Linked DNA regions of Homo sapiens: region 1 is linked to region 2. The links are chromatin contacts, found by Hi-C in ENCODE. All regions are on one chromosome and are shown on one strand. Each heading gives the region's core, a stretch centred on a gene start or an enhancer-like site at or near the end of the contact. The rest is flanking DNA. Distances are from core to core; before and after follow the strand shown. Region 1 holds the start of LINC01858 (long intergenic non-protein coding RNA 1858). Region 2 holds the start of ZNF492 (zinc finger protein 492).

Region 1 (6,001 bases), core at 105-2,604, 430 kb after region 2:
AGTGCTAGTTCCAGTGATATGTCTCAATCTTTCCCTTTGGCAGGGTCCAGGGTGAAGAGAGGATTCACACAGCCTAAGTGATGAAGGAAAATATATGTCCTAATATGCCCAGGAGCAGGGCCTATATGAGACAGTTGCATCAGCTGTATGTTGAACCCAGTGATATGTCAAAACATACAATTTATGCAGGGCCCAGGCAGAAGAGAGTGTCATAACCTAGGTGTCAGTCCCAGTGATACATCACATACATCACAATGCCTTACTTTTTGTTGTTGTTTTTTTTGTTTTGTTTTGGCGAAGTCTCACTCTGTCACCACGGCAACCTCCACCTCTTAGGTTCAGCGTCCAGGGATATGTCCCAATCCCTCTTTTTGTCAAGGCCCAGCCATAAGTAGAGAGTAGCATCACCTGGGTGATGAAAGAAAAGATATGTCATCATACCCCTGCAGGCAAAGCCCATGCAGGAGAGTCACATCACCTAGGTGTGGGGCCCAACGATATATTAAAATCTCTTCTTGGGTATATCCCAAGCAGTAGAGGAGAGTCACATCACCTAGGTTCTCAGTCCAGCAATATGTCACAAGGCCCCTTGAGGGGAAGGCCCAGGCAGGAGAGTCACATCACTTAGGTTAGGGGCCAAGAGATGTGTCACAATGTTCCCTGTAGGAAGGGCTCAAGAAGAAGAGGAGAGTAACATGACCTAGGGGCTTGGTCAAGTTATGTGTCACAATCATACCTGTGAGCAGGGTCTAGGCATGAGAGGAGAGTCACATCAAGTAAGTACTGGGCCACGTACATGATGTATCACAATAACCCATATAGACAGGTCCCAGGAAGATATCACCTAGGTGCTAGGTCCAGAAATGCATCACAATGTCTCTCATGGGCAAACACCAGGAAAAAAAGGGAAGGGGATAACATGAACAATCTGATGGGCCAAGAGATATGTCACAGTGCCCACTGTGGGCAGGGTCCAGCCAGGAGACGCACATCACCTTGGTGTTGGACCCAGGAATATGTCATAATGCCTTCTGAGGGCAGGCCCAAGGTGCCCAGCAACATGTTACAATCTCTTCTGCAGGCAGAACCTAGAAAGAAGAGTTGAGTCACACCAGCTAGGTACTGGGCTCAGCAATATGTCACATTAGTTTTTGTGAGAAGGAACTAGGCAGGAGAAGAAAGTCACATCACCTGGGTGATGAGCAAAGAGATATGTGACAATGACTCCTATAGGCAGAACCCAAACAAATTAGTTACATCACCTAGGTTTTGGACCCAGCAACATGTCACAATGGCCCATGTTGGCAGAGCACAGGCAAGAGAGTCACATAACTTGTAGGGGACAGCAGCGATATGTCACAATGCTCACTGTGGACAGTACCAAGGCAGAAAACAGAACTTCCATCATCTGGGTGCTAGGCCCAGTGATATGTCACAATGTCCCATGTGAAAGCACAGAAGCAAGAGAATACAGTCACATCACCTAGTTTCTGGTCCAGCGATATGTCACAATTTCATCTGTGGGCTAAATCCAGGCAGGAGAGTAAACTATACAGAGGCATATGGCACAATCACCCTTGCGTATACAGAGGCATATGGCACAATCGTGCTTGCAGGAAGGTCCACAGATGAGATCAACAATTCTGTACATATCCTGCTTCTGTGGGCACCAGGAAGACAGGAGAGGAGACTCACATTACCTGGGAGCAAGGCTCTGAGATATGTTACAATGTCCTTTTTGGGTAGCACCAAAGCAGGAGAATAGAGTTACGTCACCTAGGTGCTGGGTCCAGCAGTGTGGCACAATCCTATCTGTAGGCTGTGCTGGTGCTAAAGAGTCACATTACTCAGGTGCAAGGCAGAGGTGTATGTCAAAATCACACCTGCAGGAAGGACAGGGGATGAGATGAACAATACTGTACATATCCCGATTCTAGGTATGAGAGTCAACACCTCCTGTATGTTGGTTCTAAGTACACTAGTCACAGTCTCTGAAATGAACTGAATCAGTGCATGAGAAACTCAGTCCCTCTTACCACTGTGCCTCCTTAGTGGAATCACAGCCTCACAGGTGGGTCAAATTTTAGTCTGAAAGTCACCAACTTACCTTTGAACTGGATCCACATATGAGAGTAAATTTTCCACCTTGCAACTGCATCTGTGTGAGATTCAGAACCTCAACAGTAGGCTGTGTTCATGTGAGAAGATGACAACATTTACTGTCGGCTGGGTGTACATATGAGTGTCAAAATCTCAACTGTACTTTGGGCCCAGTTAGAACATGCTCTGTACCAGCCAAGTGTTTTATAAGGTATGCATAAGAGTCACAGTCCTTTGTGACTGGGAGACATTCGTGCTGGTTTGGACTCATGATTGTGCCTGTGGCTCTATGCCCAGTTATAAGAGTTAACTTCTCTGCAATGGCTCAGTCCAGATATAAGAGTTGTCCCCTGCCTATAAGCTTGGCTTACTAAGGAGTCACCACCTCTGCTGTTGCCTGATGTTCACATACGACAGTCACAATTTCAACTCTGCACTGCATCCACCTGTAAGATTTAAGACCTCACCAGTGGGCTCTGTCCATGGATGAGAGTGACAATCTTTTTTATTTTTATTTTTATTTTTATTTTTATTTTTGAGACAGAGTCTTGCTGCGTCACCCAGGCTGGAGTGCAGTGGCAAGACCTTGGCTCACTGCAAACTCCACCTCCCAGGTTCAGCCAATTCTCCTGCTTCAGCCTCCGGAGTAGCTGGGATTACAGGTGCTCACCACCACGCCCAGGTAATTTTTGTATTTTAGTAGAGACACGGTTTCACCATGTTGGCCAGGCTGGTCTTGAACTCGTGACCTCAAGTGATCCACCCACCTCGGCCTCCCAAAGTGATGGGATTACAGGCATGAGCCACCACCCCGGCCGACGGTCTTAACAATTGGCAAAGCGTGCATACAAAAAACACAATTGCACCTGTTTGCTGGGCCCTGTTATGACACTATATTACCCGAGGGTTTATACAATATGTGAGAGAGTGTAATTTTCTCTGACCATCCTAAAGAGGAGAGCCAGGATTTTATCCATTTTCCTAAGCCTAGCTATGAGAAACAGCATCTCTTCTATTGGCTAGTTTGAGGCATGAGAGTCAACATCGCACCTATGATCTAAACAAAGATATATGTCACAGTCTCACGTGTGGATAGGGCATGCACAGGAGAGTTACGTCATCTGGGTGCTGGGCCAGGGATATGTCACAATCTTCCCTGAGAACAGGAATCAGGCAGAAGTGTTATCACCTGGGTGGTTGGTCAGAGATACGTTACAATTTCCTCCTGAAAGCAGGGCACACTCAGTAGAGTCACATCATTTGGGTTCTAGGCCCAGTGATATGTCACAATGCTCCCTGTGAGCAAAGCTCAGGCAGGAGAAACACATCACCTGATTTCTGGGCCAAAAGATATGTCACAATCTCTCCTATGAGCAAAGCCTTGGTATAAAAAAAGAGTCACATCAAACAGTTGATGCTCCCAAAGATATGCCACAATGTTCTCTGTTATCAGGGTTCATACAAACAACCCATGTCACCTTGTTGCTGGGCCCAGCAATATGTCACAATGCCTTTTGAGGTCCAGGCCAAGACAAAACAGTAATGTCACATTGTTGTTAAGCTCCACAAGATGTCTTAATATCTCTCGCAAGCAGAACTTATGAAGAGTCACATTTGTTTGGCACTGGGACAAGTGAGATGTCAAAATTCCCCATGTGAGCAGGGACCAGGTAGGAAATGAGAGTCACATCATCTGGGTGACGGGTGAAGAGATATGTCATGATGTTCTAGAACCTAGGCAGTAGAATTACATTACCAGGTGTTGGACCCAGCAATATGTCACAATTGCTTATGTGGTCGGGGCACAGGCATGACAGTCATATAACCTGGGTGTAGGCCCAGAGATATGTCACAATGCCCCCTATGGGCAGTGCCAAGGCAGGAGAGGAGACTCACATCACCTAAGTGCAGGGCCCAGCGATATGTCACAATGTCCTCTGCAAGCAGCACCAATGCATAAGAATAGAGTCATATCTCAGATCTGGGTTCAGCAATATTCACTATCCCATCTGTGGGCTGGTCCCAGGGAAGAGAGTCAGATTACTCAGGTGCTGGGGAGAGGAAAATGTCACAGTTAAATCTGCAGGAAGGTCCAGGGATGATACTAGCAATCCCATACATGTCATGATTTTAGGTATAGGAGGTTAACCCCTTCTATATGTTGTGTCTAAGAACAGGAGTTATAATCTCAACGGTGGACTAAAATTGTGCCTGAGCGCCTCAACTCCTCCTGTGGACTTTGTCTAATTAGTGAAGTCACAGCCTCATAGGTGTGCTGAATCTTGCTCTGAGTGTCATCAACTCACCTGTGGACTGGATCCACATCTGAGAGTCAAGTTTCCGACCTTTGACTGCCTATGGGTGTGAGATTCAGAACCTCAAAAGTGAGCTGTGTTCCTTTTTTTTTTTTTTTTTTTGAGACGGAGTCTCGCTCTGTAGCCCAGGCTGGAGTGCAGTGGCACGATCTCGGCTCACTGCAACCTCCGCCACCCGGGTTCATGCCATTCTCCTGCCTCAGCCTCCCGAGCAGCTGGGACTACAGGCGTCCACCACCATGCCCAGCTAATTTTTTGTATTTTTAGTAGAGACGGGGTTTCACTGTGTTAGCCAGGATGGTCTCAATCTCCTGACCTCGTGATCCACCCACCTCGGCCTCCCAAAGTCCTGGGATTACAGGCGTGAGCCACCGCATCCGGCCAAAAGTGAGCTGTGTTCATTTGAGAAAATGATGATGTATACTGTTGGGAGGGTGTGCATACAACTATCACAATCTCCTGTGTTCTGGGCCTTGTTAATACCCTCTTTAAAATACCCCAAAGCTTTATACACTATGAATGAGAATGACAATTAACTCTGAGATCATGTTTGTAAACACCCATGACCATACCTGTGGCCCTAAGCCCAGATATGAGTGCCATCTCTCCTATTGGCTGGGTCCAGACAGTAGAGTCCTCATCTGCTTATGTTCTGGGTTTAGAAATGTGTCACCATTCCAACTGTAGCTGGAGGCTCACATATGACAGCCACAATTCCAAGTGTGGACTGTGTTTGCATGGGAAATTCAAGACCTCGGCAATGGGCTCTTTCCATGTGTGACGGTGATAATCCTAATGGTTGGTGAGGTGCACATATGAGAAACACAATTTCATCTGTTTGCCGTGCCCTGTGATGACACTTTCTGTAACACCTGAAGGCATTATATGATAGGTAGGTGGGTGGCAATCCTTTATAACCTTCATACAAAGAGGAGACCCAGAATGTCGTCCATTTTTCTAAGTCGAGCTATGACAGTATTTCTTCTAATAGCTCATTTGACGTATGAGAGTCATCATTGCACTTGTAAGCTGACTACAGTATATGTCACAATTTTACCTGTAGGTAGGGAGCTAGCAGGAGAGTCACATCACCTGGATTTCAGCCAAGGTATCTCACAATCTTCCCTGAGGGAGGGAGCCAAGCAGGAGTGTCACATCACCTGGGTGCTCAGCCAGGGATATGTTACAATTCTCTCCTGAAAGCACAGCACAGGCAACAGACTCACATCACCTGGGTGCTGAGCTCAGCACTATGTTACAATGCTCCCTGGGGACAAGACAGAGGCAGAAGAGCCACATCACCTGGTGTCTGCTTCCAGGGATATGTCACAATCTTTCCTGTGCAGGCCAGGGTACCGGCAAATATGAAATGTCACACATTCTAGGTCATGGATGCAGATATATGTCACAAGGTCCCTGTGGGCAGAGCCCAGGCAGGAGCATGCAATCTCATAGGTTTTGGACCTAGTAACGTTTTACAATATCCAAAATATGCGAAGCCCAGGCAAAACAAGAGAGTCACATCACCTAGGTGCTGGGTTCAGTGATTTGCCACAATTCCCCCTTTTGGCAGGGTCTAGTCAAAA
Region 2 (5,785 bases), core at 2,580-5,079:
AAGTAATTAAAACTCTCCAACAGCAAGTTCTTCACATTTTAGCTTTATTAAAATAGTACAGTGTTAACTTTAAGTAGATTGTAATATGTTAAAGATGTATATGGTAATCCCTGAAGAAACCACTAAATAATGTAAAGAGGTGTCACTTAAATGTTGATAAATGAATTAAATTAAATTTCAAAAAGTATTTGTACAAGGATGTTTATAGACCTTTTAGTCATAATAGCTTAAAGCAGAAAACAACCCAAATGTCCGTATCTTGGAAGATGAATAAACAAATTGTAACTCATTCATGCAAGAGAAGACTACTCAGCCACAGAAAGAAACAAACTACTGAAGCACACACCCTGGATGAATCTCATAAACCTGCTGAGACAATCTTGAAATAAAATAATACATATTGAATGATGTCAGGCAAAATGAACCAATGGTTTTAAAAAAAAAACACACCAACAAATAGCCTTCATTGACAATAAAATCATCTGGGAAAAAAAGCATGAGGAAATTATTTGAGAATAATAATAATATTCTATCATTCTATTCTAGATTCCATCAATAGAATAAAAAAATTCTATCCATTCTTAAAAAATACGAAGACTATATATGAGTATATTTACATGTCAAAAATTTTTAGGATTTGTGCCTTTCAATGTTTGTATATTTGACCTCACAACAAACAAAAGTGAAAAAAATAATGGAGGGTGGACAATGTGTTGACCAGAAATGACTGAAGTAGAGAGCTATAGGTGAAACAAGAATGAGACATGATTAATAGTTCTCGAGGCTTCATGGCAGGTCTATTGAATTTTTGTTGTTGTTGTTGTCATTGTTTTTCATATGTTTAAATTTTTATATAATAAAACACTTAAATAAAAACACAAAATTGATCCACAATGTTAACTCTTAAGATTATGGTTATTGTCTAAGAAGAAAAAAGAAAGTGATTGTTGGGGCATGAATGAGGTTAGTTTTATTTTATTTTATTTTATTTATTTTGAGATAGGGTCTTGCTCTGTCAGCCAGGCTAGAGTCCAGGGGTGCAATCTCGGCTTACTGCAACCTCCACGCACGCCAGGACTCAAGTAATTGTCCCACCTCAGCCTCTGCAGAGGCTGGGACCACAGGTTTGCACCACCATGCCTGGTTCTTTTTTGTTGTTTTTTTTTTGGAGGGAGAATCTCACCATGTTTCCCAGGCTGATCTCCAACTCCTGAGCTCAAGCAATCCACCCACATTGGCATCCCAAAGTGCTAGGATTACAGACACGAGCCACAGCACCCAACCTAGTTTCATTTTCTGATTACAGAAGTGTATTTCTTTTTAACAATGCATTCAGCTTTACATAAATGAATGCTTTGTGCATACATTTCTGTATAAATGTTATATATCAATAAAAAATTATATAGTACTTTTTTTGTTGTTGTTTGTTTTTTGGGTTTTTTTTTTTGTTTTTTTTTTGAGACAGAGTTTTGCTCTTGTTGCCCAGGCTGGAGTATAATGGCGTGATTTCAGCTCACCGCAACCTCCGCCTCCCATGTTCAAGCGATTCTCCTTGCCTCAGCCTCCCAAGTACCTGGGATTACAGGCATGCACCACCACGCCTGACTAATTTTGTATTTTTAGCGGAGACAGGGTTTCTCCATGTTAGTCAGGGTGGTCTCGAACTCCCGACTTCAGGTGATCTGCCTGCCTCGGCCTCCCAAAGTGCTGGGATTACAGGCATGAGCCATCGCGCCTGGCCCATAGTACATATTTGAACAAAATGCTAACTTAGTATCTCAGAATAATGGCAACATTTTTTTGTTTGTTTTATGGTGGAACACACACACTCAGGGCATAATTATACAGCTTCTAATATTCCAAAAAGAGTATTCAAGCCCTTTTTGTTTGTTTGTTTGAGACAGAATCTCGCTCTGCTCTGTCGCCCAGGCTGGAGTGCAGTGGCACGATCTTGGCTCACTGCAACCTCCACCTCCCGGGTTCAAGCGATTCTCCTGCCTCAGCTTCCCGAGCAGCTGGGACTACAGGCACGTGCCACCATGCCCGGCTAACTTTTTTTGTATTTTTAGTAGAGACGGGGGTTCATCGTGTTAGGCAGGATGGTCTCAATCTCCTGATCTCATGATCCGCCTGCCTTGGCCTCCCAAAGTGCTGGGATTACAGGCGTTAGGCACCGTGCCCAGCCAAGCCTTAACTCCTGAATGAGACCATACGTCTTTTTATTTTAGCCCCAATTCGGTACATGGCATGTTTTTAATTTTAGGGGAATGCAACCTTTATTCTAGAAAATTTTTCCCTCACAGTAACGATCACCAATGTCAGGGCACCTACATTGGCCAATGTCAGGGCCTTGTGTGCACTCAGTATATATACAACTGGGTTGGTTCAGGAACAAAACCAATAGCGACGTTGGTTGTGCATAGAACAATAATTTGGTAATATTGGTAAGACAAAGCCATGACTTAGCGGCAAACATTTTTTCATTCATTTGAGAAAAAATTTGCAACTAGTCACCTAAAAGTACTGGTTTACAGCACTGGCATTTGACCTTGGCTGCGCTCTGTCATCACCTAGAGATATTTACACTATTGCCCAGGTTCCATTGCAGGAATTCTGATTTAATTGGTATGTGGCAACTTGTGTTTGGGGGATTTTAAAAGACCTCCGAAGTGATTTTTACATGCAGACTCGGGTGAAAACAATTGGTTCAGGGTGAGGGATGTATTCACTGTGTGTGATTTCCAGGTGTGCTTCTGGAGCTTTGCCCCATGGCTGCTTCTGACTTTGAAATCTTCAACAGCAGCTCTGCCATTGTAAAAATCAAAATGCAGGCCAGGCAGGGTGGCTCACACCTATAATCTCAGCACTTTGGGAGGCCGAGGCGAGTGGATCACCTGAGGTTAGGAGTTTGAGACCAGCCTGGCAAACATGGCAAAACCCCATCTCTACTAAAAATTGAAAAATCAGCTGGGCATGGTGGTGCACGCCTGTATTCTCAGCTACTGGAGAGGCTGAGACACCAGAATCTCTTGAAGCCAGGAGGCTGAGGTTGCAGTGAGCCGAGATCACACCACTGCATTTCAGCGTGGGAAACAAAGTGAGACCATGTCTTAAAAAAAAAAAAAAATCAAAAGACAACTTCAAGATGTACTCAAATATTTTGCTAAATTGCAGCAGAATGAAATGTCTTCCGGCTGGGGTCGGTGGCTCACGCCTGTAATCCCAGCACTTTAGGAAGCTAAGGAGGATGGATCACCTGAGGTCAGGAGTTCAAGACCAGCCTGGGCAAGATGGCGAAACCCCGCTTCTACTAAAAATACAAAAAAATTAGCCGGGCGCGGTGGCAGGCGCCTGTAATCCCAGCTACTCGGGAGGCTGGGGCAGGAGAATCGCTTGAACCCGGGGGCGGAGGTCGCAGCGAGCTGAGATCGCGCCACTGCGCTCCAGCCTGGGCGACAGAGTGAGACTCTGTCTCACACACAAAAAAGCCTAAATTTAAAAATAATTATTCTATTCTTTTCATGTGTGAGCAGCCATATAGTATATTATTTACAAATATATGAGACCTTACACACAACGTTAAAGGCAAACACCTTCTGCGGTGTGCTTGGCTCAGCTCAGGCAGGAAGCCCTGCCTGAAAAGGCTGCACCTTCGGCTGTCACTCTGTCCTCATTCGGCCCAGCGTTTGGTTACATCTTCTGTCACTCAGGGCCTGAGGGCGGGGGGGGGGGGGGTCTTAAACGTTATCCATTCAGCGACGCTGGCCTGGGAACTGTCCAATCAGGCACGCAGCTGGAGCGGAAAGGGCGGCTTCCGGGATGTGGCGGGGTCTTTGTCTCTCGCTGCAGTCGGAGTATGGTCTAGTGTTCGCTGTTCTGCGTCCTCTGGTCCTAGAGGCCCATCCTCTGTGGCCCTGTGACCTGCAGGTATTGGGAGATCCACAGCTAAGACGCTAGGACCCCCTGGAAGCCTAGAAACGGTGAGAGTGCCGGGTCCGACATCCCGAGAGAGGGGAAGGGGCTGGTTGGAACCGGTGGCAAGAGGCTGTGGCGGGACTCAGGCCTCCCCGCAGTCGGCTCCACAATCTGCGCCCCAAGTTCGCCTTGCCCAGCCCAGCCTCAGTCCCCTTCAGCCATCAGATTGGCGGCTGCGCTGGCAGCCGGACCCCCGGGCGTCCTGTCTCTTCCCTGCGCAGTGACGGTGCCCTGGCCTGGAGCCCTCTCTGGGCAGCTCTGCACCCGCAGCGTCGTGTCTCTCCCAGATTGTGCAGGGACCACGGGAGGGTGGTCAGGGGAGAATCCTGACTCGGGGTGCGGGTTCACGAATGGGAAGAGCTTTGGTTTGGTTTATGGGGTTCCTAGTTCCTCTTTTCTTCTATTAAAAATTTATGGGAGTTATCGCGAAAATACTTAAAAATTTAAGCAAGGAGTGGTTCAAAAGTTATAGAGCACCCAGCTGTGGGTTGTAGTTTGTGGTCGGTCCATGGGAGGATCTTGAAGGAAAGATGCAGATGAAAATACCCAAATTCAATAATCGGTTAGGTATATTTACGTAGTTTCTTAATTTTCACCTTGAGCCTACAAATTTCCTGGTTGTGTAATCAGAGCTTACTTGGCAGTTTATCGTTAGTTAAGCCTGAATTTTGTTTCCCCCAATGTAGTAATTTCTAAAAAAAAAAAAATGCATTTGAGTTTGATTTTTTAAAATTAGGAATCCAAAGATTAGAGCCACCTCAGTCTATTTGCCGCCACATGGGGCTGATTTTCCCTGGCATTTTTCACATAGGTCCCAAGCAGGTTCTCAAGTCAACCCCCCACACCCCATTTCTCCAGCTTAACTCTGGCTTGCAGTAAAATACTGAATTTTCAGTTCCTTCTGAAAATCTCAAATGCCAACTTCTTTTCCCTAATTTACATTATTATTTGTCCTTTAGTGTACATTTTTCATACTGTATTTTAATTAATCATTTTTTGACAAAGCATTAGATGGCATATTTAAAAAGATATGTTTTCTGTTTGTAAATATTTCCCATGAGAAGAAAGCAAGGAATATCCCGATAGTGAATTGTAAAAAATCTCTGTGCCTCTTTTTCTTTTGTCTTCCCTAGGCATAAAGATCTTATGAGAATGTTTTAGTGTCAAGATGTTTTTATTTTGCAAACGTTATGGGGTGATTTGTGCTTAGCAACCCTGTCGTTTATTCTTGGTCCTGGCTTTCAGTACTGTCTCTGAATAAACCAAGATAACCGCTATGGCGATGTCTGCTAGAGTATCTAGTGAATATCAGCTCCTAAAGTCATTTTCTTTCGTAGGACAACCTGAGATATGGAGTGTAGCCTCTCAAGTGGATACCCTGGGGAAAAGATGAATCTCTTTTAACTTTTATTTTTGGTTCAGGGGTACACATGCAGGTTTGTTATACAGCTAAAATTGTGTCATGGGGGTTTGGTGTGCAGATTATTTTGTCACTGAGGTACTAAGCATAGCACCAAACAGGTACTTTTTCTGATCCTCTTTGTCCTCCCATTCTCCAACCTCAACTAGGCCTCACTGTCTGTTGTTCCCTCTTTGTGTTTACGTGTTCTTATTATTCAGCTCTTACTTAAATATTTTTTTTTTTTTGAGATGGAGTTTCGCTCTTGTTGCCCAGGCTGGAGTGCAATGGCGCGATCTCGGCTCACGGCAACCTCCGCCTCCCAGGTTCTAGTGATTCTCCTGCCTCACCCTCCCAAGTAGCTGGGATTACAGGCATGCGCCACCACTTCCAGCTAATTTTGTATTTTTA

Evidence for each region. A loop is a pair of places that touch in the nucleus more often than their neighbours do. Pooled maps may share reads with other maps.
Region 1: a pooled map of heart left ventricle shows a loop between it and region 2 (2.0-fold over the local background). The contact joins the promoter of LINC01858 here to the promoter of ZNF492 in region 2. A Hi-C loop is called at or near these places in 1 of 37 single-sample maps with no recorded cell type and 2 of 50 pooled maps.

What each region holds. Positions count from the first base shown.
Region 1 is chr19:23,059,911-23,065,911 of GRCh38, forward strand. LINC01858 (long intergenic non-protein coding RNA 1858) reads right to left here and starts at 1,355. Exons shown (of 8, transcript NR_110745.1): 1 at 1,263-1,355; 2 at 737-1,088; 3 at 264-408.
Region 2 is chr19:22,630,495-22,636,279 of GRCh38, forward strand. It overlaps ZNF492 (zinc finger protein 492), which reads left to right and starts at 3,830. Exons shown (of 4, transcript NM_020855.3): 1 at 3,830-3,980.